Linked DNA regions of Homo sapiens: all the other regions are linked to region 7. A link is a loop called in an ENCODE intact Hi-C map of the cell type or tissue named here. Cell type or tissue: endothelial cell of umbilical vein. All regions are shown on one strand. Region 1 has its middle 73 kb from the start of DNAJC6-AS1. Region 2 has its middle 75 kb from the start of PDE4B. Region 3 has its middle 100 kb from the start of PDE4B. Region 4 holds the start of MIR3671 (microRNA 3671). Region 5 has its middle 30 kb from the start of SGIP1. Region 6 overlaps LEPR (leptin receptor). Region 7 overlaps PDE4B (phosphodiesterase 4B).

Evidence for each region. A loop is a pair of places that touch in the nucleus more often than their neighbours do. Peaks named below come from ENCODE experiments on the same cell type or tissue, not always from the same donor. Only the 100,000 strongest peaks of a DNase experiment are listed, where the experiment ranks them.
Region 1: a loop joins it to region 7, with 23 times the contacts of the local background. A loop is called at or near these places in 10 of 110 quality-filtered maps.
Region 2: a loop joins it to region 7, with 19 times the contacts of the local background. A loop is called at or near these places in 13 of 110 quality-filtered maps.
Region 3: it touches region 7 in a loop (5-fold over the local background); 3 of 110 quality-filtered maps call a loop at or near these places.
Region 4: a loop joins it to region 7, with 8 times the contacts of the local background. A loop is called at or near these places in 9 of 110 quality-filtered maps.
Region 5: a loop joins it to region 7, with 4 times the contacts of the local background. A loop is called at or near these places in 49 of 110 quality-filtered maps.
Region 6: it touches region 7 in a loop (10-fold over the local background); 8 of 110 quality-filtered maps call a loop at or near these places.

What each region holds. Positions count from the first base shown.
Region 1 is chr1:65,234,416-65,238,415 of GRCh38, forward strand. No RefSeq gene overlaps it. Among named protein-coding and RNA genes, the nearest start is that of DNAJC6-AS1, 73 kb to the right of the region's middle. In endothelial cell of umbilical vein, a CTCF peak has its summit at 1,653 (motif pointing right); a DNase peak (open chromatin) is centred at 1,666.
Region 2 is chr1:65,716,005-65,720,004 of GRCh38, forward strand. No RefSeq gene overlaps it. Among named protein-coding and RNA genes, the nearest start is that of PDE4B, 75 kb to the right of the region's middle. In endothelial cell of umbilical vein, no CTCF peak of the experiment used is centred here; no DNase peak of the experiment used is centred here; H3K27me3 peaks cover 182 bases.
Region 3 is chr1:65,689,506-65,693,505 of GRCh38, forward strand. No RefSeq gene overlaps it. Among named protein-coding and RNA genes, the nearest start is that of PDE4B, 100 kb to the right of the region's middle. In endothelial cell of umbilical vein, no CTCF peak of the experiment used is centred here; a DNase peak (open chromatin) is centred at 2,156.
Region 4 is chr1:65,057,654-65,061,653 of GRCh38, forward strand. It overlaps MIR3671 (microRNA 3671), which reads right to left and starts at 189; the gene lies at 102-189. It overlaps MIR101-1 (microRNA 101-1), which reads right to left and starts at 855; the gene lies at 781-855. It also overlaps a transcript of JAK1 not described here. In endothelial cell of umbilical vein, a CTCF peak has its summit at 2,428 (motif pointing right); a DNase peak (open chromatin) is centred at 2,468.
Region 5 is chr1:66,502,522-66,506,521 of GRCh38, forward strand. No RefSeq gene overlaps it. Among named protein-coding and RNA genes, the nearest start is that of SGIP1, 30 kb to the right of the region's middle. In endothelial cell of umbilical vein, a CTCF peak has its summit at 1,550; DNase peaks (open chromatin) are centred at 1,530 and 3,810; H3K27ac peaks cover 928 bases.
Region 6 is chr1:65,428,822-65,432,821 of GRCh38, forward strand. All of the region lies in intron 2 of LEPR (leptin receptor), which reads left to right. LEPROT (leptin receptor overlapping transcript) reads left to right here. Exons shown (of 4, transcript NM_017526.5): 3 at 1,041-1,227; 4 at 2,982-4,000. The coding sequence ends at 3,098. Among named protein-coding and RNA genes, the nearest start is that of LEPROT, 10 kb to the left of the region's middle. In endothelial cell of umbilical vein, a CTCF peak has its summit at 2,475 (motif pointing right); DNase peaks (open chromatin) are centred at 1,270 and 2,480; H3K27ac peaks cover 3,106 bases.
Region 7 is chr1:66,240,670-66,244,669 of GRCh38, forward strand. All of the region lies in intron 3 of PDE4B (phosphodiesterase 4B), which reads left to right. Among named protein-coding and RNA genes, the nearest start is that of PDE4B-AS1, 190 kb to the left of the region's middle. In endothelial cell of umbilical vein, a CTCF peak has its summit at 2,183 (motif pointing left); a DNase peak (open chromatin) is centred at 2,202; H3K27ac peaks cover 713 bases.

The sequences.
Region 1 (4,000 bases), 1.0 Mb before region 7:
AATCACTTGAGTTTCTCCCCTGCTCCGTAATTCAACTGATGTGATGTTTTCCCATATTAATTTCAGCCAGTGAATATGTGTAAGTATATCCAGTGATTCTCTCTCTCTCTCTCTCTCTCTCTCTACCAGAGGGACCACAATCAAGGCACCTTTTGCCTTGCTCAGGACCACAAGGAGTTGGAGACAGGGAGCTCTACTATTTGAAAGTGACTAGGAGCTAAGCAGTGCTGAGTCTTTCCTGTGGCCAGTTTTTCTCCTGCCAGGATCCTGGGGTCAGTCCCTTTAAAAAGTCTAGAAGGCCTCCCATGAAGAAATTATGTCTCATACCCCATTAGTAGTTGACACTTTGCATCCCTGCCAATCTAGTGCCATATAACCTGAGAGAGGGATGCCATTTCCTGACAAGGAGGACTCAGAAATACAAAAATGAATAGTCCATAACTAGATCAGTCAGGACAGACCAGCCACTCTCTTCAAAGTAGTGGCTCACATACACTGACCCCTCCAGATCCACTGACTATGTCAACCATCCTGGGGGCACTGACCATCTCAGACAGGCTACTCTGGACATATTGAACACCATGACATCCTGACTATTCTGGGTACATTGATCATATACACCCACCACAATATGAAAGACTTCTATTAGTCCAACAGGGTCAAGGAGAAGGGAGGCAGACTAAAATTGCTTAGAGACCTGGGTGAACCATCTTTTATATTTTATCTTTGTTAAAAAAACTTTGTTATGTTTCCTCAGTATAAAGATAATTTAAAAGAGGTGAATTATTTAGGATACACATGAAAGTCTTACCTAAAAATTTATAGATATTGTATTTATAAGTTGAGGCTAGATAGTAAGGATTCTTAGAAGATAATGACAGATGCCTAGATCTGAATCTTTCTACACATCTTCAAAAAACCATACAGGCTGGGCATGGTGGCTCACTCCTGTAATCCCAGCACTTTGGGAGGCTGAGACAGGAGTATTGCTTGTGCCCGGTAGTTCCAGGCTGCAGTGAGCCAAGATCATGCTGCTGCACTCCAGCCTGGGCAGCAGAGCAAGACCCTGTCATTCATAAATAAATAAATACATATATACACACACACATACATACATACATACAGCTCAACAAGGACAGCAAATAAAATTACAACTCATATCTACTACATATTAGGAAATTTAATAGAAACTCTCATTTTATTTAAGAGGGTAAATCATAGTCCCAGCTATTAAGCTCAGGTAGAAAGAAGAGAAAAACAGGAATTATTTGAGAAAAACATAATGCAGTCGGATCCCAGAGAGTCTCACACTAAGTGGAGAAATACTAAGAATAGCCACACTGCATTACAGCACTTGCTACTGGGGAATTGAAGGGGCTTGAAAGTGCATGGGCCCAAACATTTAAGTCTTCAGAGGGTACTGCTTCTGGGAGAGAAAAGAGGAACTAAGTAAGAAAAGGTATCTCTTGGAAATTTGGTGATGAAGAGGGAAGAAAAAGTTGGAAATTAAGAATCCTACAGAAAGAAGAGTTTCATAAAAATGATGACATATTAAACTCCCCCTAACACTCTCCACTCCATGCAGAGAAGAAAAAAAAAAAAAAAGAGAAAAGAGAAAAATGCTGTTCATTAAGGAAATTGCATTTTACTGTATCTACTGAAGAGGGCACTCTTGAGCTAAGAAACCTAGTAAACTACTCAAATCCTTCAGCCTCATTTGCAGAAACACCTGGCCCAAGAAAATCCAACAGTTTTGAAAATGAACAGAAAATCCAGCAGTCTTGAAAATGAACATCCAAAATTATTTTTTAAAGAAAAGAAAATGAGAATCAAAATTCTTCAGCTGATGAAAATATTCAAGACCCAACTTCAAGGCGGAGAAAACCACAGCACGACACTTCAACATAAATCAAATAGTATCAATGACATGTAGAAAACACACAAAACAGAAACTCACAAATGCAAAATAGAAGTGGGTACAAAACGAGGATTTGTGAAACAAGAGTTGACTGAGTACAGAAAAGAAAATGAAGGAACACACTAATCCTAAAAATTAGAGCTAAATTATAAGGTATGCAAGAAGGTGCAAATTCAAAAAAGTACACAAAGGACACATGAAAAATTGGAATGAAAATTTCCAAGAGAATTGAAACAAAATGAAAAGCCCCAAAAGAAAAGAATAGCTATAGAAGACAAAGAAGATCTAACACACCTATAATTGAATTTTCTAAAGAAGAAAAAGCAGTGAATTGAGACTAAGATTCAAAGCTATGATCCAATAAAGCTTACCAAAAGATTAAGTTGAAAAATCCTGAATCTATTTACTGAAAGGATGCTTTGTGTGAAAATTAACCCCAAGTGGTCAAGTGTAAGATATTTTCTTGTATGCCCGGGAAAATACCTCTAAACCTCCAAGCAAAAAGACCACGTGATTCAATACACAGATCAAAACAACAATGGAGCAGTGCTCTCAAGGACAGAAAGTGTGAACCATGGATTTTTATATCCAGTTAAGCTGATCTTCAGTTATCAAGATTGATAAATAGTTTTAAAATGCAAATTCAAGTTATATTTTCTTCTCTCTTTCCTTTCTTCCTTTCCTTTCTTTTCTTTTCTTCCTTCCTTTCTTTTCTTTGTCTCATATTGTCCTCCAGGCTGGAGTGCAGTGGCGTGATCATAGCTCACTACAGCCTCAAATTCCTGGGCCCAAGTGCCTCAGCCTCCAGAGTAGCTGGGACTGTAGGTGTGTGGCACCATACCTGGCTAATTTTTAATTTTAATTTTAATTTTTAATTTTTTGGAGAGATGGGATCTCACTATGTTGCCCAGGCTGGTCTTGAACTCCTGGCCTCAAGCAATCCTTCCACCTTGACATCTCAAAGTATTGGGATTACAAGAATGAGCCACCATGCCTGTATATTTTAATATTCCTTACTAGGAATCTTTTTTTTCTTTTCTTATGAGACGGAGTCTCACTCTGTTGCCCAGGCTGGAGTGCAATGGCATGATCTCAGTTCACTGCAACCTCCACCTCCTGGGTTCAAGAGATTCTCCTGCCTCAGTCTCCTGAGTAGCTGGGACTACAGGTGCACGGCACCACACCCAGCTAATTTTGTATTTCTTTTTAGTAGAGATGGGGTTTCACCATGTTAGCCAGGCTGGTCTTGAGCTTCTGACCTCAAGTGATCCGCCCACCTCGGCTTCCCAAAGTGCTGGGATTACAGGCATGAGCCACTGTGCCTGGCCCTTATTAGGAATCTGTTAACACTAGATAACAAGCCTCATTAAACCAAGAGATAACTGGAGAAAATACAGCAGGTAACTGTGGTGAACATGTCCTTTATTTAATTGAAGAGACTAAAATGAAGGCAGAGACAAAGGCGTGAGGATAATATGTAAATGTTCTATGTCCAAAAGTAGAAATAACAGAACTAAAGTAATAAAAATATAGAAGAACAGAGGGAGACAGAGGAGAGCAGAATAAGCTACTTGATTGCCATATATGTAATAGGTAGAAACTGGAGGGTATCTATATTAGTCCATTGTCACACTGTTAATAAAGACATACTTGGGACTGGGTAATTTATAAAGGGAAGAGGTTTAATTGACTCGCAGTTCAGCATGGCTGGGGAGGCCTTAGAACACTTACAATAATGACAGAAGGGGATGCAAACATGTTCTTCTTCACATGGCGGTAGTAAGAAGTGCCCAGCAAAAATGGGGAAAAGCCCCCTATAAAACCATCAGATCACACGAGAACTCACTATCAAGAGAACAGCATGAGGGTAACCGCCCCGGTGATTAAATTATCTTCCACAGGGTCCTTCCCATGACACGTGGGGATTATGGGAACTGTAAGATGAGATTTGGGTGGGAACACAGCCAAACCATATCAGTATCATTTAAAGTTGACAAACCAACTAGTAGAAAACTAAGTAAAGAAAAAGTTGTGGCAGCATTATATAGCATATTAATAGCAAATAAAAACTTTTCTAAATAC
Region 2 (4,000 bases), 520 kb before region 7:
TTCTTGTAGTAGTTTCATAATTTGAGTTCTTAGAGTTAAGTCTTTAGTCCATTTTGATTTGATTCTTGTATACAGAGAAGGATAAGGGTCTAGTTTCATTCTTCTGCCTGTGGATATCCAGTTTTCCCAGCATCATTTATTGAAGAGACTGTCTTCTACCCAGTGTATGTTCTTGGCACTTTTGTCAAAAATGAATTCACTGTGGGTGTGTGGATTTGTTTCTGGGTTCTCTATTCTGTTCCATTTATCCATGTGTCTGTTTTTATGCCAGTACCATGCTGCTTTGGTGACTTAGCTCTGTACTATAATTTGAAGGCAGGTAATGTGATTCCACCAGTTTTGTTGTTTTGTATAGGATAGCTTTGGCTATTCTGGGTCTTTTCTGGTTCCATATAAATTTTAGAGTTTTTTTTTTCTATTTCTGTGAAGAATGTCATTGGTATTTTGATAGGGATTGCATTGAATCTGTAGATTGCTTTGAGTAGTATGAACATTTTAACAATATTGATTTTTCCAATCCATACAAATGAAATATCTTTTCATTTTTTGGTGTCACCTTCAATTTCTTTCATCAATGTTTTATGTTTTCATTATAGAGATCTTTCACTTCTTTGGTTAAGTTCTTTCCTAGGTATTTAAATTTATTTGTGGCTATTGTAAATAGGATTACTTTTTGATTTCTTTTTCAGATTCTTCACTGTTGGCATATAAAAATGGTACCGATTTTTGTATGTTGATTTCGTATCCTGTAACTTTACTGAATTTGTCTATTAGTTCTAATAGTTTTTTGGTGGAGTCTTTAGGTTTTTCCAAATATAAGATCATATAATCTGAAAACAAGGATAATTTGACTTCTTCCTTTCCAATTTGGATGCCCTTTATTTATTTCTCTCATCTGATTTCTCTAGTTAGGACTTCTAGTATTTGCTGAATAAAGTTGTGAAAGTGGGCATCCTTATCATTTTCCAGATCTTAGAAGAAAGGCTTTCAGTTTGGGAAAGGCTTATTGTCTGGGAAAGTCTTTATTTCTCCTTCATGTTTGAAGGATATTTTTGCTGGATATACTATTCTAGGGGAAAAGATTTTTTTCCTTCAGCACTTTAAATATGTCATGCCACTCTCCTGGCCTGTAAGGTTCCCACTGAAAAGTCTGCTGCCAGATGTATTGAAGCTCCATTGTATATTATTTATTTCTGTCTTGTTGCTTTTAGAATTTTTTTATTTATCCTTGACCTGTGGGAGTTTGATTATTAAATACCTTGAGGTAGTACTCTTTGGATTAAATTGGCTTGGTGTTCTATAACCTTCTTGTACTCAGATATTGATATCTTTCTCTAAGTTTGGGAAGCTATCATTATTATCCCTTTGAATAAACTTTCTACCTCTATCTCTTACTCTGCATCCTCTTTAAAGCCAATAACTCTTAGATTTTCCTTTTCGAGGTTATTTTTTAGATCCTGTAGGGATGTCTCATTGGTTTTCATTATTTTTTTCTTTTGTCTACTCTGGCTGTGTATTTTCAAATAGCCTGTCTTCAAACTCAGCAATTCTGTCTTCTGATTGATCAATTCTGATATTAAAAGACTCTTATGCATTCTTCAGTATGCCAATTGCATTTTTCAGCATCAGAATTTCTGCTTAATTCTTTTTAGTTATTTCAATCTCTTTGTTAAATTAACTGATAAAATTCTGAATTCCTTCTCTGTGTTATCTTGAATTTCTTTGAGTTTCTCAATACAGCTGTTTTGAATTATCTGTCTCAAAGGTCACATATCTCTGTTTCTCCAGGTTTGGTCCTTGGTGCCTTATTTAGTTCATTTGGTGAGGTAATGTTTTCCTGGATGGTGTTGATGTTTATAGATGTTCTTTGGTGTCTAGGCATTGAAAAGTTAGGTATTTATTGTAGTCTTCTCAGTCTGGGCTTGTTTTAGCTGTCCTTATTGGGTAGGCATTCCAGATATTTGAAAGAATTTGCATGTTATGATCTAAGCTGTATCCACTCTAGGGGGCATCCCAAGCCCAGTAATGCTGGGGTTCTTGCAGACTCATAAAGGTACTACCTTGATGGTCTTGGGCAAGATCCAGAAGAATTCTCTGGATTACCAGGCAGAGACTCTTGTTCTCTTCCCTTACTCTCTCCCAAGTGAATGGAATCTTTTTCTCTGTTCTGAGCCACTTGGAGCTGTGGGTGGTGTGACACAAGCACCCCTGTGGCCATGATGACTAGGGCCGTACTAGGTCACACCTGAAGCCAGCACAGCACCGGGTCTCACCTAAGGCCTGCTGTAACTTCCTGGCTACAGTCTATAATTAATTCGTAAAGGCCATGGGGCTCTACAGTCAGCAGGTGGCAAAGCCAGCAAGGCTTGTGTCCTTCCCTTCAGGGTAGTGAATTCCTGCTGGCCCTGGGCAGGACCAGAAGTGCTATCTGGAAGCCAGCAACTAGAGTAAAAAACCTTAGAAGTCTGCCTGGTGTTTTCTTATACTGCAGCTAAGCTGGAACTCAAACCACAAGACACAGTCCTTCCTACTCTTCCCTCCCCTTTCCAAAGACAGAGGAGCCTCACCCCATGGTCACCACCATGTCTAGCCCACAGGGAATACTGCCAGACTAATAATGTTGTTCCCTTAAGGCCCAAGGGCTCTTTAGTCAGCTTGTGGTGAATGCTACCTGGCCTTGGACTCACCCTTCAGGGCAGTGGGCTCCCATCTGACTCAGGGCAAGTCCAGAAATACCATCCAAGAGTCAAGTCCTGCAATCTAGGACCCCAAGAGCCTGCTTGATGTTCTACACCCCTGTGGCAGTGTTGGTACCTAAGGTGCAAGACAAATGATATTTGAATAAATAGAAAAAGCAATATCCTTTGCTTTTTCTTCTGCTCTTCTCAAGTGGAAGGAGTTTTTCCCCATAGCCACCACAGCTGGTAATATGCTGAGTCTCACCTGAAGCCAGCAAGTCTTATAGGCTCACTCATGGCCTTTAACATAGTACCTGGGTATCACTGCTGGTTATTCAGGGCTCAAGGGCTCTTCAGTTAGCAGAGGAGGAATACTGCCAGAACTGAGTGCTTCTCTTCAAGGCAGCAGGTTTTCTTCTGGCCCAGGGTATGTCTAGGAATGTCATCCAGGAGCTAGGGCCTCGAATAAGAGCCTCATGATGCTGACTGATGCCCTATCCTGCTGTGGCTAAGCTGGTATCTAAGATGCAAGAAAAAGTCCTCCTCACTCTTACCTCTCCTCTCCTCAAGCAGAAGGAAGGGGTCTCTTTTGGAGCTGAGCAGCCTGGGTTTAGGGGAGAGGTGATACCCACACTCCCTTAGCTGCCCCTGGCTGGTGTCTCAGTAGGTTGCATGCCCCATCAGTCCACTGTCTCTGGGCCCAGTTCAGCACTAGGACTTGCCTGGAAGTTCCAGTCCTTGTGGCCTAGACTGCCTTTCAAGTTTATGTAGGGCCCCAAAGCATGTTAACCTGTGATGGCTAGGCTTATGGGAACTGAAGTTTGCACCACTGGGATTGGTGATTCCCCTCTTGCTATGGCTGATTTAATTGCTCTCTCCATGGGCGGGCATCCGCTGACTTTTGTCTGGTTTTGTTTTCTGTTTTAATAGGGCAGCACTGAGTACATTGCCTCACTGATGCTGCAATAAATATCCCTTTCCCCAGCACGAAGAAACACTGTCTGCACCAGGCTGCTGCTGCCAGGGGATAGAGCAGGGGCATTGTTGGTGATTCGAGAAGGTTTTTCCCACCTCTTCAGTGACTCTTTCAGCGATATGAAGTTAAAACCAGGTACTAAGAGTGTTCACCTGATTTTTGGTTCTTATGAAGGTGCTTCTTGTGTGTAGATAGGTGTCCTTGTGGCAGGGGGTTGGGGGGTTGATTGGTGGAGCCTTCTACCCCACCATCTTGCTCATCAATACACCATTAATCAAAAAGAACTGGGTGAATATCCTGACTTTGTTATCTGTATGAATGTATGTCTTCTAATCTCAAGATATTA
Region 3 (4,000 bases), 550 kb before region 7:
TGCTTCAACTTAGGAGGCGAAGGTTGCAGTGAGCCGAGCTCGCACCACTATACTCCAGCCTGGGTGACAGAGCGAGACTCTATCACAAAAAACAAAACAAACAAACAAAAAGACTTACTAACCAACAGCTTAACTTGGGCTGAGAGGGACTAAAACTTGGGTCTCTACCTTACCAAGTGAAATACCAGATGAGCAAAATCACGCTCAAGTTCTCACTCCCAATAAGCTTTTTCTTCCCCTATTCCCATTTTGAAAGAGGGTGAATATTCTTCCAGAATCCTAAGCATAAAATATGAGAGTTGCTGTGGAGTCTTCTCCCCATCTTATCAATTGCCAAGTTCTGAAGCTTCCATCTGAGGCCCTCCCTTCTCCCCTCCTTCCCTCTATGGGCTCCCTGTTTTACCCCCATCACCTCTGCTCTGCTCACAGCATGAGCCTTCTGAGGTTTCACACCCCCAGTCTGCCCTCATCCAGTCCATCTGACCTAGAGATGCTGCATTCATTCATCCGAGGGCCAGTTTTGACTGCCTTTTTAAAAACATTTGCGAGTTCTCTGGTATTGACCAAATAATACTTGAATTCTAAAAGTAGGTGTATAAACCCTTCTGCAGTCTAATCCCAGGTTATCATTGACTATTCCCTGTGGGATAACGTTGTCAACAGCCAAACTTGGTGGTTCCAGGCACTGTAGTTGACACTGAGGCTATAGACATGAGAATCGGATGCAGTGCTTGCGCTCCAGTAGCCCCACCTCCTGTTGGAGACACAGTCAGCAGTGGTGTAAGTGCTGTAGAGGGATGACGAAGGCTCTCTAGGAGTCTAGGACAGAGAGGGTCAGAGGCTTCTTTAGGCTAAGGCAGAGAAGGAATAGGAATTAACCAGACACCTTGAGGGTAGAAATCGAGGCTAGGAGACTGGTAGACATTTTAGGAGAGGCAACCAAGCAGTTGCATGAAATTGCAAGAATACATGCCAGGTGCTACTTCACATAGTTTAGGCTGCATGTGAGGAAGCAGTGGAAGAAGATGCAGGGGGCATAAGAACAACAGCACAAACATAAATTTCTTCCTTGTATTCTGCTTAGCACTTTTCATGGGTTTTCATGTTTACTTCTCAGGAAACACTAATATGGGTAAGGTTTGTTCTGCTACAATGTATGCTTCTGTAACAACAGTTAGCTTATACTTGATTGGAAAATAAGGGAATGATTTCAGTATAATGAAGTTGGGTTGGTTCAGATAGTCTCCCCACCCCACCCCGCAAGGCTAGGGGAATTAGAAAAGCAGGAATAAAATCAGAACGTTCAGCAGGAAATAAGAAAGCCCTCAGCTCAACTGTGGCTTAGACTCAGGGCCCTTACTGCTCTATTTTAAGAAAACTAAAAATGAGAGTCTGCCATGGGGCTCCCTCTCTAGAGAAGCCAGCTTTACGCAAGATCCTGGCTCTCGGCAGGTCCATGTCCCCCTCTGTCTACATTCACTGCAGCCCCTCTGGTTCAGAGCTCCACTTCTATCTGCATTTTCTTAGTGCCTACATGATACCATCTCCTCTCTATAACTCTGAGCTTTTTTGATAGCCCCTGAAGCAGCCTTCAACTGTGCTGAGCAGCCTTCAACTGTGCTGAGCAGCCTTCAACTGTGCTGAGCAGCCTTCAACTGTGCTGAGCAGCCTGCCTGGATCGTCCAAGTTATCTCCAGAGATTCCAGCTATTGTTTTTCTGTCTGGTTGCAAAGTTTCACAGCTTTTGAGAGATATGCTCAATTTCATTTTTTTCCCTTTAGTCCTTTATTTTTAGTGTGATTTTGTAGAATGTGAGATTTTTCAGGATCGAGTATGTTGTGCAATAGAAGACATGTACTATTGAATTCTTGTTTCATAGGAGAGGAAATAGCAGCTTAGATGCATGTAACTTGCTCATGTTTTTATGTCTGGTGGATAGTAATGCTGAATTTCATGGCTCAAGCTACTTTGTTTTATGGGGCAGATTGGATAGGGTCTTACATGCTGGCACTTAAAAATCTGTTATCTCTCGGCAACTGGGCCTGGGACTTTGCAAATCGCATTTCCTGAACTCCTTTGCTAGCTGCTTTCCTTAGGTTTTGCCAATGTGAGGCACTAGAAAGTGGCTGAGAAGTGAGAGAAGGGGGAAATGGACTTCCTGTTTTTCTATTCCTGTCCTTGTTTCTCTAGAGCCACAGACAGTTGGCTCCAGCCTCTCCATGTCCCTAAGTTGCCAGCAGCAGCTGGGTCGCCCTTCTTTGGCAGTCAGTGAACAGGCCATGCTATTGTCCTTCACCAGATGGGCTTTAAAATCCCTTCGTAATCCAAGCCCTGGCTGGATTCTTCTTCCTCAGTGGTCTGAGCACCAGCTTTCCAGAGCTTCCTCCAAGAAGTCTGAGCTCCAGGCCCCTGGAACTTCTCCCCAGCTCTTCATTCTGGAAACACCATCTCTCCCTTTTGGATTCCTCACTCCTAGGAGTTGCAGTTGCTTCCTGCAGTTCTTGTTCTCTAGGCCATTGCAGTGGGCCCTCTTGTTCTTCCAGCCTTCCAGCACTCGTGTGACCCATTCCTTGCACCAAATGCCTTCTCTTTAACAAACATAATGTGTTCTGTATCCCTGAGTGAACTCTGACCCAGATATCATGCTCATGAATATTGCTCAATAAAGAAACACGAGTCTTTGAAGGCATTTAAACTGAAAAGTGGCTCCTTGCTGCAGTTCTTATTTCTTCATTTGGCAGCATTTGACTCTGTTGACAACGCTTTCTTCCTTTAAATCTTATGTCATCTTGGTTTCTCTGAAGTAAGACTCTCATGGTCTCCATACCTCTCAGGCTACTCTTTCTTAGCCTCCTATGGAGACTCATCCGCCTTTATTCTGGTGTTTCCTGGGGCCAGATACATGCCTTTTTATTTCTCCAATCTACGCAATTTCCCTGGAAGAGCTCCTCCGTTTCCATAGCTTTAGGTGTTATCCATTTTCTGATGATGCACAGATTCATGTCTCAGCCAGACAGTTCTCCTCAGTCCCAGGCCCATTCATCCAGCTGTCCTCTGGACATCTCCATGGGAGTGCTCCCTATGTTGCATTAGAGGGCCTGGACTGTGATGGAGGGAGACCCGGTTTCAATCCAGATCTGCATCATACCCAAGGCATCCCAAAAAGTTGATAATCATCTGTGTTTCCCACCAACCCTTCTCTCCCTCTGTGTTCCTAGTGTAAGTGGCTAACTCTAGCATTCATCCTTGTCGAACTTGAAAAGCTGGGTGTCCGTGTTGACCCCTGCTTCTCCCTCATGTCCCATATACAAATAAGTCCACTAGATTAAATCTCTTCATTCAATTTACGTATTTCTATCATTACTGTCACAACTCTAGTCTGGCCCACTATAATTTCCAACAGCTTCCTCAAAGGCATCTTACCTTCCAATGATGCTGTTCTAAACATCAACTTCCACACAGCAGTTATTTTCCCCCAAATAAAAATCTAATCAAAGTCTCTCCTCTACTTAAAACTGTTCAGTTCTGATTCTCCTCTTGGAATGAAATACACTCTATAGCATGGCTTATCATACCTTGGTGATCTTGTAACGGGATGCTTCTAGCTGAGGGCTCTTTATTTTATGCAAGAAAAGACGCCATTTAAAGGTTTCCAGTTCTAATATCTCCAGGGGTACAGATGGAAGGCACCGTTAGGAACAGAGATTGCTCTGGGAGGGGTCACTTGTCTCTCTTACTTATGTAAATGTCAGTCAAGATTGTACCCATTGAAGGAAGGCATAATAGGGTTTATTTGAAACTTGGCTGTGGCTACCTCTTGGAAAGCACATGACTTATCTCCAGCGAAGAAGTCAATAGAAGTCTTTAAGTTTCTTGGGAACAAAGGGAACATATTTGACCTCTTCCTTTTTGAGTTTTGTGGTCATTAACACTTCGATGAATTGACAGTCTTAGCTGATATATTCCCTGGCAGCAAAGTTCCCCAGGAAAGAAAGGTGAG
Region 4 (4,000 bases), 1.2 Mb before region 7:
ACTCCCGTGTGGGCAACAAAAAAAAAATTTCCTAGTCTTTCATGCACGTGATGCTGGCTTGGTGTTTACAGCTTCGTATTCCTGAAATCGATATGTGCCAGATATCACTGCAGACTAGTCCTTATTTGATAGAAATAAAATAATTTACATTTTATTTTCATGTAAATGTGACAGCAGCAGCAATAACATAGGCATTCAGTAAATATTCTTTTGAATTAGGCCAGATCCTAAATATCCTGAAAGAAACATGACATGTCACTATCTACTCCTTCAAGACAAAGATATACTTTTTTTCTTTCTTCACTTCAGTAAGCTGGTCTACAATGATGGACTTTTATTTATGCAACAATTTCAATACTGTTCAACATATTGGGCTTTTTTTTTCTCCCTGTAAGTAGAATCTGATTTTGAAATCTAGTAGTGTACTGACAAGTGCCAAGCTGTTCTAATTAGGTTACCTTTCACATTTATAAAAATGGTACGAAGTTCTCTGAATACCATTCCAGAAATACTAATTCATACTTACCTATTTTCAGTCTCCTAAAGGTTCCAAAGATCTTAATATATGTTCACTCAGCACAACATGGCTGCACCAACAACTACCCCATGTTACAAAACAAGGCAAAGAGAAGCAGAATAACTCTCCCTATGCCCCGGGAGAAGTATGACAGAGGTGCAGGGTAAGAGGGTTTCTGGGTCCCAGCCACCTGTTTCACATTCCTCTTTCACCTTCTTTCTTCCTGGGTACGGTGAGGCTCCTCTGATGGAAGGTAAGATGGCTGCCATCCTTCAGTTATCACAGTACTGTACCTTTAGAATAGACAGCATCAGCACTGTGATAACTGAGCCAGGGCAGCCTGTCAGTCACTGTGTCGGTCAACGGCATCCTTTCTGGTGGCTGCATTACTCTCTCTGAAGGCTCCCCATGAAGTGAAGGACTAAAAGATCACCTTCTGGTTGGAGACGTGAGGAGGCAGAAGAAAAAGAAGGATCAGAGCCCAGCAAGTGGTGAGGCTGAAATATTAAAAGGCCCAGTTGAATTAAATTAGAATGAAAGATGAACACATGACTTATCCATATTAATGAGGATGAACAACTGCATGATTAGGTTTTCACTCTAATACATCAAATATGCAGTAAGCTTCCAGCATATTTCACAGCTTATCTCTTCCATGCATGGATTCACTGACTGTGCCTCCCTGACCTCAATCATTGATTTTTCATATATATACCGAGGAACTACTACGTTCTAAAGCCCTCTTCTAGATGTTCAGGAAATAAAGATAACTAAGACATGATTCCTGTCTTCAAAGTGCTCATAACCAAACATGACAATAATACTTCATATCTGCCAAACATTCAAAACTGCTCTATATGTTTTCTCATTTGGTTTTCACAAGACGCTATGGGGCTGGCAATGAATTATTCATTAATTCATCAAAAAAGGATTCTGGAAATAGATTAGATATTATTACCCCATTTTATAGGCAGAAAAAAAAAAAAAAAACTTAGGTGATTTGCCAGAGATCATATATTGCTAAGTTATGGCGAACCCATGTCCAGAACCATGTCAAATGAGTGAACACAGTGCTTTGTTTTCTCTACCCTACCCTAGCTGTCCAACTCCATCAACTGGATATTCAGTTTACACAAACAAAAGGATTTCTAAAAACATTTACTTTTTGTTTTAGTTTTCTCAGTAACTGAGATCATGAAGCAGAAGCTAGTGGGGCTTTATAATTAAGAAGAAAAATGCACATTAGCAAAAATGACTTTCATTCCTCTTGCTCTGAGTGCTAAGAATGTACTCAAATTAGTAACATTGATATTTTTCACTATAGTTTATGTCAATTCTATACCTATGGTGATACTGACAACCTTCAGAATACCTTTTTAAAAAGTAATAATAACATATACACATCACTTGCTTTTAAATTATCTGTACCTTTGAGACGTACTCTGAAGTCATTTTAGGGATGATTCTTCCTTTTAATAAAAAGTACAAAAGATTCTGAAATTGGAATTCAGGCATCAGAATATCAACTTATTAAAACCATGATTCACTTGGGTTTTTTCCATGTCATAAGGTTTCAAGTTATTTCAATATGAGTGGAACTTGACAGATATTTGAAAAATAATTATGTTTTCATTAGGCATTTGCTCAATTTCAAAGACTCATTATATGCATATTAGATATTAGCACTGTACTTCAAATAAGTCAGGTAGATGAATCAATTCTTTAGATCAGCAGAAGTCAGAAAATAAAAGTACAGTGAATCTAACTCAACTATTAACTTTACGTACTATGAAAATGACCTTATCTTCAGAAAAGCAACATCCAATGAAACAATCCACCTACACACAAATTAAAAACAACATTGCCTAAAATGCAAAAATATCTAAAAATTAAGGAGGTCATCATCTAGGTCTTAGCCAACTGTAATACAGAGTTGAAACACGAGAGGGCAACGAAGATTAAAGAAAAAAAAAAAATCACAGTTGGATCCCATAACCTAAGGTTCTTGGAAATAGTTGCACATTTTTACCCGAATTATAAACATCTGCTACGTGAACAAAGATACTGTGATTATTTTAGAGTAAAATTTTAGATAGCTGTTCCACGAAAAAGGATAAGATTATCAACTAATATTTCTTGACCACAATTCTGTCAGCTTTGGAAAACTGAATACTTACCCTGAAACACTGAAGGTTGGGTAAGTATGGAGACAAATAAATAATCCTGACATATTTGTAGTTATTAGACTGTTCTTCACCAAAATATTAGTGTGATTCAATGTCTAAATATGAAGTATAAAGACGAAGGAAGTGTACTGCAAAGTTGAAATTCACTCTACTAGCCATCACCAAAACCCATGCAACAACTAAACATTTTTGGTAAAGTAAAAGATACTTCCTTTTTCTCCTTATTTTTCTCTCATTTCATTTTTTTACCTAAATTAGAAAAAAAAAGAAGCCAAGCATCCCTAATAACAAGCAGCAAATTGTCATTATTCTGTGAATGGTTACTTAAATTAATATTCTCTCAGATTCTAAAGCAGTTTCAAGGAAGAAAAATATGGGTTTTCAAAATGGTATTTTTAAAATAAATGTTTCAAAAATGTGTCTTGCTTTTTCTTGAAAATGTTTATAAACGTGCATTTTTGAAAATTTAAATCCATCAGAAATATTTCTTCTTCAACATGTTTCGTCTAAGAACTGAACTGTCTAAATTTATAAACAAGTGACTACAGGTACTCATGCTACAGTAAGAAAAAATAACTGCATACTAAGGAAGAGAGAAAACAGTGATGTAAAATGCTTTCTTCCAGGACCCAAACTGATTTTAAACTACTTCTTCTATGTTAAAAATGATACAACTAGGAACAATTTCTTCATAACGCATATACCAAATATTATCTACAAAACCAGGCACTTATAGAAAACTGGCACACCAAAGAACTTTTAAAATAACGTGGAGTACAAGGCCAGGCATGGTGGCTCACACCTGTAATCTCAGCGCCTTAGGAGGCTGAGGCAGGAGGATTGCTGGAATCCAGGAGTTCAAGACCAGCCTGGGCAACATAGTGGAAGCCTGTCTCTACAAAAAATAGTATGAGCAGGGCCAGTAGTCCCAGCTACTTTGGAGGCTGAGGTGGGAGGATTGCTTGAACATGAAAGGCTGAGGCTGCCATGACTGCACCACTACACTCCAGCCTGGGTGACAAAGACCTTTTCTCAAGCGATCAATCAATGTGGAGTACAAATAAAAGCACAAAAAACATGCTACATCCCTCATATTTATAAACTAAGATGAAAATATTGTTTTAAACCTTTGAATATCTGATTATATATTAAATAACTGAAGGCACCGTAAGTTGTTGGCCAAGCAGAATATTTGAAAATACTTTTAAACTATAGTTTAGTGTATTTAAATCCACTGGTCTTTTAACTAGTGTGATTTGTTTTCCAATTTGAAAATTATCATCTAATTCAGTGATAC
Region 5 (4,000 bases), 260 kb after region 7:
CCAAGAAGATGTGAAAAGGAAACAAAACTTTTAGAAATGAGAAATATAATAACTAAAATTAGAACTCGGTGGACAGGCAGAATAGAATATTAGACAAAGCTAAAGATAGAGAATTAAAGGCTATGAAAATTTCACAGATTGCATTACAGATTATTTTATTTTTAATCTTTTTTTTATTCCAGCATACACTTGTAAACAACTCATGGATCAAGTAAGAACTCATAATGGAAAACAAAATACTGAATGTAAAAACTAAAACACTGGTGGGGTCCAGCCAAAGCTGTATTTAAAGGAATTGTGTACTGTAAATGGTAATACTGGGAAATAAAAAGAAGGAAGGCTTAAAATACATGAGCCATGCATTCACCTTAAGAAGTTAGAATGAAAACAAGAGAATAAACCCAAGGAAAGTAGAAGAAAGGGTATTTATTATAAAAATAAAATCAAAAATGGATTGAATAGACAACAAAGATACAATAGAGAAGTTTGGCAAACCAAATTCAGTAATGTATAACAAAATGAATATGTAATATCTGTGTGGAATTTATATCAGCTATTCAAGATTTAAAATGTTAAAAAGCCAAGTAATGTAATTGGACACCTTATGTTCTTAAGAAAGGAGAAAAAAGTATGAAAATCTCAGTAGATGTGGGAAACGCACTCAATAGAATGTAACCCCCATTTATGATGATAAACTGAGAAACAAAGGGAATTTTCTTAATCTGATATTGATTTGCTCTTTAAACTCTATGAGGAAATATCATATTCAATGTGGTACTTACCATTGCTTCATTTTATAGTAGAGACCAACTTATACTGTAATAATATAAACTCCTGCAAGGAAATGTGTTTTCTGTATGGGTACTAGGTATACTGGGTCGCATTTTAACATAACAATAAATAGTTAACTTTTCCACTGGACAAATAAACCTTGAGATACATGATTATTGGAACAGGACAATAATACAGGACCTTGCATCTAATTAGTAAGGTGGGTTCAAAAATTGCATGATGCACCATGGAAAATCTTTCTCATTTTATGAGAATGACATTTGAAAAAAATTGAAAAAAAATTGTTACTTGGCTGTTTCTAGAATTATCCTTTCTAGATTAAAAACAAAAACAAACAAAACTTCCACTTATGATCTCTGAAGGCAGAGAGAACTGGGCTAAAATTCTAATTCTTCCTTTTACTAGCTATTTACTCTTTGGAAGATACTTAAACTGCCTGTTTCTCAGTTTATCTGTAAAATGGGAATGATCACATCTGTATCATAAGGTGTTATACAAATTAAAGAAACACAGAATTTACCATGCACCCGGCACAAGGTCAAAGCTCAACAAATAGATAACAAATTCATATCTATTTGTATTTCCATGTCTATTTCTCTTTTGGAGTAGCTCAGACTTTAAAATCCTACTTACACATTCCTGATTTTATATTTAGCTGCACATTGGGAAATGAAGGCAAAAAGTCTGCATCTAAGACTAGGACTGAGTATTAAAGGTGGAACAGCACCCTCCTGAGGACAAAGTGGATTTGACAGCCATTGTCACCTCAAGAGTCCTTAGACGGTAGCTAGCTGCCACTTGCCTTGGGAACCAGAACCAGCAACATAATTGGCAAGGCTCAGGGCAGAATAAAAATATGGTGCCCTTTGTTTAAAAAGTATCTAGAATTTTGAGACAGCAATAACAGAGCATTAAGCCAAGCAAAGGACCCCTTGAGCTATAGGGTGTTTTGTTACTCCATGGTTGCATGCCCATAAAGCATCTCTCTCCATTTTCACTCATAGAGAAACAGGATTTGGTTCTTATTATTAAACCAAAAGATCTCTTATGTATGATCTTTAGTCAGTAAAACTTAGTTTCAGTTTGGTGTTTTGCTGGAAGACATATCCGGACAGTCAGTTTCCTTCCACTGGGTGTTTTTTTTTTCTTTCTGTAAACAAACTTTATTTGCATTCTCTTATTAACATTAAAGGTTTACTGAGTTTAGTAAGAATAAAAACTCTCTGTAAATGTAATTACTTTTAGAATTTATTTCCTTTTAAAAGTGTTCCTAAAGGAATTCCTGAAACACATCAAATTTTTCAGATCGTTACCTCTGAGGAAAGGCAGAAGTGATGAGAATTTTGGAGGAGAACATGGGAGAAGAGCTTCGACTCTACCTATAATATTTTATTTCCAAATCTAAATACATATTAAAATTCAATAAAGCTGGGTGGTAGGCATACATATAATATATTCAACTCTGTAAGCTTCTGCCTTTGCAATTTTTTATGATAAAAGTATTTCCAAAAATCCTAAACTAATTATGGTCTTTAAATATAATTTGGGGGAGTTAAAAAAAGAATCTGAATTTAAGTTCTGCCATGCAGTGTGGCTGCATGAACTTGGCCACGTTCCTTTAACTCCTTGAGCTTCCATTCTCTTATAAATTGAGAGGGTTGAACATATAATCTTTAAAGCCCCTTTTAGGCTATTAATCTTTACTTCCATGAAACAAACAATATATTTAGAACATAATTTGATATAAGTTACAATTTCTCAATGTGCATAATTAATTGTGAAGTGGTGGGGCAGTGGGGTAAAACTTGGTAAACCTAAAGTCTAACTGAAAAGAGAATACAGTATGTGGGTATTTTTCCTTCTCTCAACTTTGCTTTTAAGAGAAACAGGCTAACCATGAAAACAAAAACAAACAAACAAAAACACATCAAAAGCCTCATGTCAAATATTCAGAAGTTTCCATTTTTTTGTTGTTATTGTTGTTGTTGTTTGTGGTTTTTTGTTTGTTTGTTTTAGAGACGGAGTCTTGCTCTGTTGCTCAGGCTGGAGTGCAATGATGCAATCTTGGCTCACTGCAACCTCCGCGGTTCAAGTGAATCTCCTGCCTCAGCCTCCCAAGTAGCTGGGATTATAGGCACCCATCACCACGCCTGGCTAATTTTTGTATTTTTAGTAGAGATGGGGTTTCACCATGTTGACCAGGCTGGTCTTGAACTCCTGACTTCAAGGGATCTGCCCGCCTCAGCCTCCGGAAGTGCTGGGATTACAGGCGTGAGCCACCTCGCCCAGCCTATTTCAATTTTTAAGGTAGAAAATTTGAAACTTTCAGCTGCGTGTGGTGGCATGTGCCTGTATTCCCAGCTACTTGGGAAGCTGCAACGGAAAGATTGCTTGAGCCTAGGAGTTTGAGGCTGCAGTGAGCTATGACCATGATGCTGCACTTCAGCCAGGGCAACAGAGCAAACTTAAAACAACCTTTGCAAAGATTATGACAGTGAAAGAAGTCTAGCACAGCTGACTCCACAGGCTGGCTTCTAGCCCCACAGGCTGGCTGTCCTCACTCATTCCTGGGTGTAGGCCAAGCTAACCATGGGAGGAATTTAGTTTATAGTTTAACTTTAATGTAAGGATGATTGATAATAGTCCCTTACTAAAACTGATCCCCTCCTGTTCAGGAATGGAAACCACCTTTGTCTGAATTTTTGGCATGAAAGAACAATGATTAGAATTACGGGAGGGGCCTGAATTCTGCTAAAATGTAGGTGTAGCTAAACAATAACCAGCCATTGTCCCTAGCTTGTTTTTCTATAATCTCTTAATGCTCAGGAATCATATGGCCAGAAGTCACAAGATTTGTGACTTTGCCAATTTCTCCTATAGATAACATCACTATTGTAAAACTTAAGATTGGTCTTTTGAGATATTTTTCAGACTTTTGCATTCTGGCAACTCACCCGACTGAGACCAGTGACTCATGACTCAGCTGGTCCTGTGTTTCCCACCCAGAGGTGGACTCAGCGCATGAGGACCATCCGTTTTCCACATTCCTATGATTTCATCACCAACCAATCAGCAGCACCCATCCTCTAGCTCCAAATTGCCCATAAAAGCCCTAGCCTCTGAGTTCTCGAAGAGGCTGATTTGAGTAATAATAAACTCCTATTCTACCACTTGGCTGGCTTTGCATTAATTAAACTCTACTGCAATA
Region 6 (4,000 bases), 810 kb before region 7:
CAGATGGCAATTTTTTTTTTATAATTGCAAAATGTTGAAATTTGGGAGGAAAACAGTTTTGTTTTGTTTTTGCATTACACTATTAATTGTGAGCTCTTATAATGAAGATCAAAGTACATCTAAGCTTTTCACTAGTGAGCATATTTATTTTCATGCCTTCCGTACTTAAAATTTATTTATTATTTTATTCATTTAACAAGTATAAATGGAGTACATCATTCTAGGCCCTGGAGATAAATGGCGTTTGATCAAGACTAATCTATCAGATGGGAATAAGTGTTGTGCAGAAAGTTCAAAGAGGGTGGTATGTTCGAGGGTGACCTGGGGTACATTAGAATAGATGACCAGGGAAAGTTCTGCTTTTAGAAAGGAATCTGTCAGTTTAGATCACATGGTATGAAGGAGTCAGCCAATGAGAAGATCATGGGGAAGGACATTGCAAGCAGGGGGCACAGCTAGCGCAAAGGCCCCAGGATAACAGCTATGAGCTCAAGAGTGTTCAAGGGACAGAAAAAAGGCTGGTGTGGCTACAGATTAAGCAAATGAAGGGAAAAGAGTACAAAATGAATGGAAGAAGTAGATAATACCAGACCATAAAGGCTTTGTAGGCTAGGGCAAGGAATTTAGGGTTTATTCTAAGCTCTTAAAAGGTTTCAAGCATGCGTGCACTCAAAAGATCTTTACCGAACTAGCTTTTGCAAGACACTCTACTATGTTCTATAGGGAAGGCAGAAATGACCAAGTTAAAATTCTGTCTTTAAAGAAATTGTGGCTCAGTGGTACAGAAAACAGTAAAGTTTCTAGGGTATATATTATATAGTGGCTTCTTAACACAATATAAGCTACCTACATAGTAATTTTAAAATTATCACTACTTATCTATCCCTGGTAGAAATCATCTTATGTTCTAATATTCACAATTAATTAATTTTTTGACCTAAACATTTAAAATAGCAATGATTTTGAAATAGTAGTATGTCTTTCATTTAAAATGTAACTGTTACTTTTCTTTTTGGATTTTGCCTGGGTCCAACTGACAGCGTTTACTGGCCCTTATTCGTCCTGATTTTCCACGCCATCTCCCCCATCCCCCATTTCATTGCCAAAAGAGTCACCTATGACTCAGATGCAACCAGTAGTGCCTGTCGGGAACTGGCATATTTCTTCACTACTGGAATTGTTGTTTCTGCCTTTGGATTTCCTGTTATTCTTGCTCGTGTGGCTGTGGTAAGTTTTATTTTCTATTGTTTTGCCCAACCGTTGCTGAGTTTACTTCAGAGGCCTGTGTCTGGGACCTCCATTTCATGCTCATTACTTAGGCTTTATACTCAAGGCCGTGTGTTTTTAGTTTCTCTGTTCCTCTACTTTAGACCTGCCTAACAGTAGTTCGGCCATGCCTTCAGAGTGCTTTCTTTATTTCTCTTACAACTTTTAGCCAGACGATATGATTTCTTACTTTTTCTACTTTAAGCTATTCTCTGGAATTGTTCTTAAATTCCTGCCTCTTAAATCTTACAGTAATCCACAGATACTATGCTAGCAGTACTTTTCTAGTTGCAAGATGAAGATATTTCAAATTCTTCTCCTGCAAATGGGATCATGGACTCAACTCTCAACTCAGTATAATAGGTATATGTTGAGGGACAACTGTGTAGCTTCCAGAAAATGCAGTGAATAAGTTGACATCTTCACTTCCAAGACAAAAACTTTCTTTTTGTCTTCAGAGTACACATTGTAGGTATAATTTATTCAATTATTTGCTATTCACTGTCTTTCCTACTATTTGATTTTATTCCCTCCAATTACGTTCTATTTTAATTTTATGAAACTCTTATTTGAGGCATTGAATATCAGATAAGCGCAAGTCTTGTTCATTCAATAAATATCTTTGCAACAACTGCTACTTGTAAAACACCAGAAATAAGAAATAGGTACTGTCTCTGCTCCTGAGGAACACAGAAACTAGCTTGCTGGGTAAGTATACTATAAGTGTACTAAGTGAGACGGTTGAAGCATGATCAGAATGCCATAGGGGCACCAAGAAGAGAGAAATTCCGACTGGCATTTGATATGGGCCTCTAAGGATAAATAGCATTTGTATTGAGGTAGGATGGCTGTTGTATGGAATGACATTCAAGTGTAAGAATGCAGTATATAGAATAAAGAAGAATCCAGTGTGGTAGAGCTAAAAGAAAGTTGTTGAGGTTAAGGCTGGAAGGGTTGTGAAACCTGATTAGCAATGGTCTTGAACCCCATGCCAGTTTGATCTTTGTCTAGATAATGGGGAAAGATTGAAGGTTTTTGAATACAACAAGATTGTCATGACTTTATTTTTCTTGTGCTTTAGACCAGCCCTTCTTAAGCGCTGCAGTAAATATTTATATTTTTTCCTTTCAATACTGCCATCATATTTTGTGAAGAAACTTTCATTGATGTTTCTCTTGCTTAAAGTAAAACAAAAAATGCCCACTAGAGGGTACTCTCACCCCCAAATGTGCTTCTGTAAAACCATCTACAAACCATCTACTAAGCTGGAAAGCAGTTTTCAGTTGTATGAAGACTATTATTTAAAGTCTTTTCTTGCCTAGAAAAGAAACACACAAATTTATAACTCTACAATTTTTATTTTCCATGAAAGAAGTTGATGTGTGCAGAACTTTCAGTACCCAATATTGTAATTGCACTATTTATAATCTTACCACTTGAGTTTTACTTAAGGCAATCATTGTCAATTAAAAACAAGTAGAGAAATATGTCTAATTGGGAACATGTTAAGGATGATACCAGACTTAATTAACAAGCATCACAGAAGTAATTAGACTCATTACTGAACAGTTCATTGTCTCCTGTTACATTATTAAGCCTTTTAGCAGCTTTGTGTAACATTTCATTGGATGTTTCTAATGCAGAAAATAATAGGGATTGCAAAGAGTACAATATGAAGGAAGTAAGGATTTAATCCTTCTTTTCTTGTCTTTCAGATCAAATGGGGAGCCTGCGGCCTTGTGTTGGCAGGCAATGCAGTCATTTTCCTTACAATTCAAGGGTTTTTCCTTATATTTGGAAGAGGAGATGATTTTAGCTGGGAGCAGTGGTAGCACTTTATTCTGATTACAGTGCATTGAATTTCTTAGAACTCATACTATCTGTATACATGTGCACATGCGGCATTTTACTATGAAATTTAATATGCTGGGTTTTTTAATACCTTTATATATCATGTTCACTTTAAGAAAGACTTCATAAGTAGGAGATGAGTTTTATTCTCAGCAAATAGACCTGTCAAATTTAGATTATGTTACTCAAATTATGTTACTTGTTTGGCTGTTCATGTAGTCACGGTGCTCTCAGAAAATATATTAACGCAGTCTTGTAGGCAGCTGCCACCTTATGCAGTGCATCGAAACCTTTTGCTTGGGGATGTGCTTGGAGAGGCAGATAACGCTGAAGCAGGCCTCTCATGACCCAGGAAGGCCGGGGTGGATCCCTCTTTGTGTTGTAGTCCATGCTATTAAAAGTGTGGCCCACAGACCAAGAGCCTCAACATTTCCTAGAGCCTTATTAGAAATGCAGAATCTGAAGCCCCACTCTGGACCCAGGACATTTTGATGAGATCCAAAGGAGTTGTATGCACATGAAAGTTTGAGAAGCATCATCATAGAGAAGTAAACATCACACCCAACTTCCTTATCTTTCCAGTGGCTAAACCACTTAACCTCTCTGGGTGTTACCTGCTCATTTGTTTAAAAAAAAAAAAAAAGTCTCACCTGCTTTCATGCTGAGGACAAGTTCAGATGTTCAAGCCTATAATATTTAGGCAGTTCCTCAAATTTATGAAAAGTGTTCTCAGAATTGGGAGACAGTCAAAGGGTACAAAGCCTCAGTTAGGAGGAATAAGTGTGATTTTTTTTTAAAGATCACTTGCACAGCATGCTAAATATAGGAATAATTGAATGTATATTTCAATATTGCTAAGAGAGTAAATTTCTAATGTTCTCAT
Region 7 (4,000 bases):
GCTGTATTCTCAGGCGGAGAACAGTGCCTTGTTTCATAGTGGGTGCTTGCTAAATATTTGTTGAGTAAATGAATGCTCATCACCATTAACATAAAACCACACTTGATAACCAACATTTTTTCTATCTCCAAAATGTCTGCAAGTTGTCTAATCTTGTACCTCAGGGATCTACCTCACAACTTCATTTCTGTGGGAAAAGACTGAGGTGTGGGGGGCAGGATACAGGGAGCCCCTGTTTCATTTCAGTTAGTTCCCCCACAGAGCTGGAAGTAGAAGCCGGATCCCTAGAATCTCAGAGCTCTTCAGCATTCCTGTGCTACCTCTGGTTGAGCCTTTCTGTGGAGAAAGCAGTTTTGGATTACTGCCATGAATGTAATTTTCAAAGGCCCTGGAAGAAGAGAAAGCAATGGAAGCTGCTTCTAGACTTCAGATGAGCTGAACATCAGAGTTCGTCTTCCTAGTCTGTGGAAGGGAAGTCATAGACTTTGGAACTGAATTCTTATGGCATAACTGTAATATTCTGCTGTAGCTGTGGCCAGAGGAGTTCTGCCTGCCTTCGTCTAGGTCGTGGGCTCTATATTAGGCTGGCTGTGTTTTTCACAGCTTAGTCCTTCATTAGAAATTAGGACTGGCTGCAGCCTGCAGTGACTAATTATAGAAAGATGGGTCATTGTCATTGTGGGTAAAAACACATGTGCCTGTTAAACTTCTCTGTCTATAGGGATCAGATAGTACATTTGAAGTGATAGCCAATATAATCACTTAAGTAAATGGATAAATATTTATTTGTTTTTATTAAAATGATAGACAAGCATTTGAAGACATTCATTTCTTTTTCTTTTTTTTTCTTTTTGTGAGACTGAGTCTCACTCTGTTGCTCAGCTGGGAGTGCAGTGGCGCATCTTGTCTCACTGCAATCTCCGCCTTCCAGATGCAAGTGATTCTCCTGCCTCAGCCTCCCGATACAGTTAGTTTCTGAGTACAACCGAGGAGAATATTTTCCAATAGAAATTTTAAGAAACACAGCATTTTTTCATGACTATGCCTACCCCCACAACACACACACTCTATACAGAAACATACACCTTATTATAGAAACATTTTCTGTAAGCAAAAACTCCTAGGACGGAGTTCCTGGGATACTGAAGGGAGAATGCGGAAAGAAGAACCTAGTGACTCCCTTTAAGAGCTCCACTGAGGTCATCACCTGCCAGAGGTTTTAATCCAAATGAAACTGGCTTTTTGTCAGATGCGAGAAAAAACTATAAGATCTTTGCATTCATTTAACAAATATTTGTTATGTGCCTTTTGGTGTGATACTCAGCTCTAGGCCCTGGGACTACAAAACTAAATGAAGGCTTCATTCCTGCTTCAAGGAGGTCACCATCTGGTGGAGTGAGAGAGATAAGTAAACACAAGAGTATAGTCTAGCATGGCCGGTTCTGGAATCAAGGAGTCTAAGGGGACATCTGAGGGGTCAGGGCACAGATTGTAAGGTGTAATGAAAAGAGGTCACACCTTAGCAGTTTTCAAATGAAGCTTCACATTTTTCAAATGAAGCTTCACATTTTGGATCCTCCATTTTCTCTTCTTTGAAATGAGGCAAAAAGAATTAGCCTGCCAGAGTTGTTATAATTCAATGATATAAAAGAGACTCAGTGAGTAATTTCTAAGAAAGAAAAGCAAAATTGAGACAGCAAGAGCTCTCTCCCAAAAGGCAGTGAACCATTCTGCGGACCTGTGGATTTGAATCTCTTTTGTGGAGTTTGCAGTCTTTCTAGCGGGTTATTTGTTAGAATAAGCCAAAGAGGTTCACCTAGAGAATGACTAAGTTGCGAAAGAAAAATCTCCTCTGGTTCAGAAATGAATTATTCCTAGGATGTTGCTTCATGAGTCTTTGTTACAGAAATTGGAGTTTGTGCAAGTAATTGGGGATCAGGAAACAACCACCCTGGGGACAATTGCAGGCAATTCTGCGACCACCTGGCTTAACTTGAATTCTAGGAAGTAGAGCTTCTCTTAGGTTAATCAAAGGTTTCATGGTACACCTTGTGGCTCTTTTCTTTATCCCTGATTTTTCCTCCCAGGCTTATGAATAAGGCTTCAGTTATGTTTCTCCCTCCAAAATTGCCAGCAGCCCCACCTGCTGGGCTTGGAGGCTGGGGCCTGCAGCCTAAGGACAGTGTGGCAGTCTGCTGCCATCTGCTGGCTCACGTGTCACCAGCTCAGGGCTGGCTTTGCAAGGATTCCCCAGGAATAGAAACCACCAGGAGAATAACTGTGGGCCAGAGAACGTTCCTGCTCATATTGAAAAATGAAGAGATGAGAAGATGGCAGACACAAGCTGGTATAAGAAGGCTTTTCTCCTCCTGCGAGTTTGTGTAAAGATGTGACCATCTCAAACAGCTAAGCCAGTGATATTTCTATGCAGATTTGTTTTGCTCAGGGAGAACATAGCAGTGCTTTCTAAAAAATGTATCTTATTTTATTTAGATCACTGTCTCACAAGGCCGAACAAATAAATTAATGACACATCTCTGTAGATTCATTTAAAGGAAACAGCAGAAACACAAGGCAGTGGGGTCTGAGGTGGGTATAGGGAAGCAGAAAGAGGGGAGGGATTGGAGAAACATTTCGCAGTAAGTTATAGTATATTTTAGTTGGTTCTGTCCACATTTTTTGAAGACCTACTGTTTACAAGGCTCTGACCCAGGTGCCTGGGATACAAGAATGAGTAATACTTAGTAATACTGAGTCCCTTCTGGCTTGGAGATAACAATGTATTGGGGAGCAGTAAATAAATAGAGAATTAAAACAGAATTGCAAGTACTGTGATAAAGTACTATGGTAAAGGAATCTAGGAGAGCACAGAGGAGGAGCATGTGTCAAAATCAAACTGGACTGCAGTGTCAGAGAGCGCATACTCTGGGAGATGGCATGAACTGAATTTTGAAGATACTAGCTCAATGGAGACTGTAATGGGAAAGACATTCCAGTTATGGGAAGCACCACTTCTCATACAGCCCATCACCCACCATCACTGCCTGGAAGAGCTGAGAACACTAGATACAATGCAAGAGAAGGCTGTTAAAACATTAGGTCTCAGATGAGCAATTGATTCAGTCCAGGGATATTGGCAGAGGCAGGGAGAAGAAGGCAGATCCAAGTGAGCAGGCAACATAAATAATCTTGAAGATCAGAGAGCAGGGCTTGGCAGGGTCTTTGGACCCAGGGAAAAGGCCACTTTCAATGCCGTGTATATATGGGCAACCCCTTCCAGGCAGGTATAAGTCACAATCAAATATTCAGAAACTTGTGAGTAACTTCCTGTCTTAATCTATCTGAAACTTCTGTGTGACCTCATTTAAATGTTGAAGTAGCTACAAGCTCAAAGTTATCAACTGCAACATTATTCAGAATTGCAAATATGAAGAGTGAAAGTAGAGAAAATGCTTGAGAAAATTGTGATACAGCAACTGAATGAAGCAGCTCATGGAAAATGCTAATTCTGAAAACTGTAGCACATAACAAATACTTGTGAAAAAAATCAAGATCCAAACCTGCAGGAGAAAAAATATTCAGAAGAGAAAAAAATAAACTGCTAGTAATGATGTTGTTCTTTTCTCTATTGTCTACGTTTTATATAATATTCTTATATTTCTTTTATAATGATTTTTTTAAAATATAAAGCAGCCTAAAGGTGAAATATGTGTCCTGATGAAGGCAGAGGCAAAAATTACCCTAAACAAATAATGGCCCTATTTATGTGTTTGTTTCTGCTACTGTAGATTCCATTTTCTTCCTAATTGTATTTCAGTTTGTGTGGTATATTCATTTTGCTTATTAAGCCTGTCCTCAGCCTTCCCTTTGCCCACACCCCTCCTCACTCCCTGGATCTGTGGGACGTATTGTGATGTCTGCCCGCTAATTTTGCTGTGACTGGGGCTGGTGTCTGGTTGGTGATTCATGTTTGTTCCAAAGTTGTACATCTGTGTTGGTT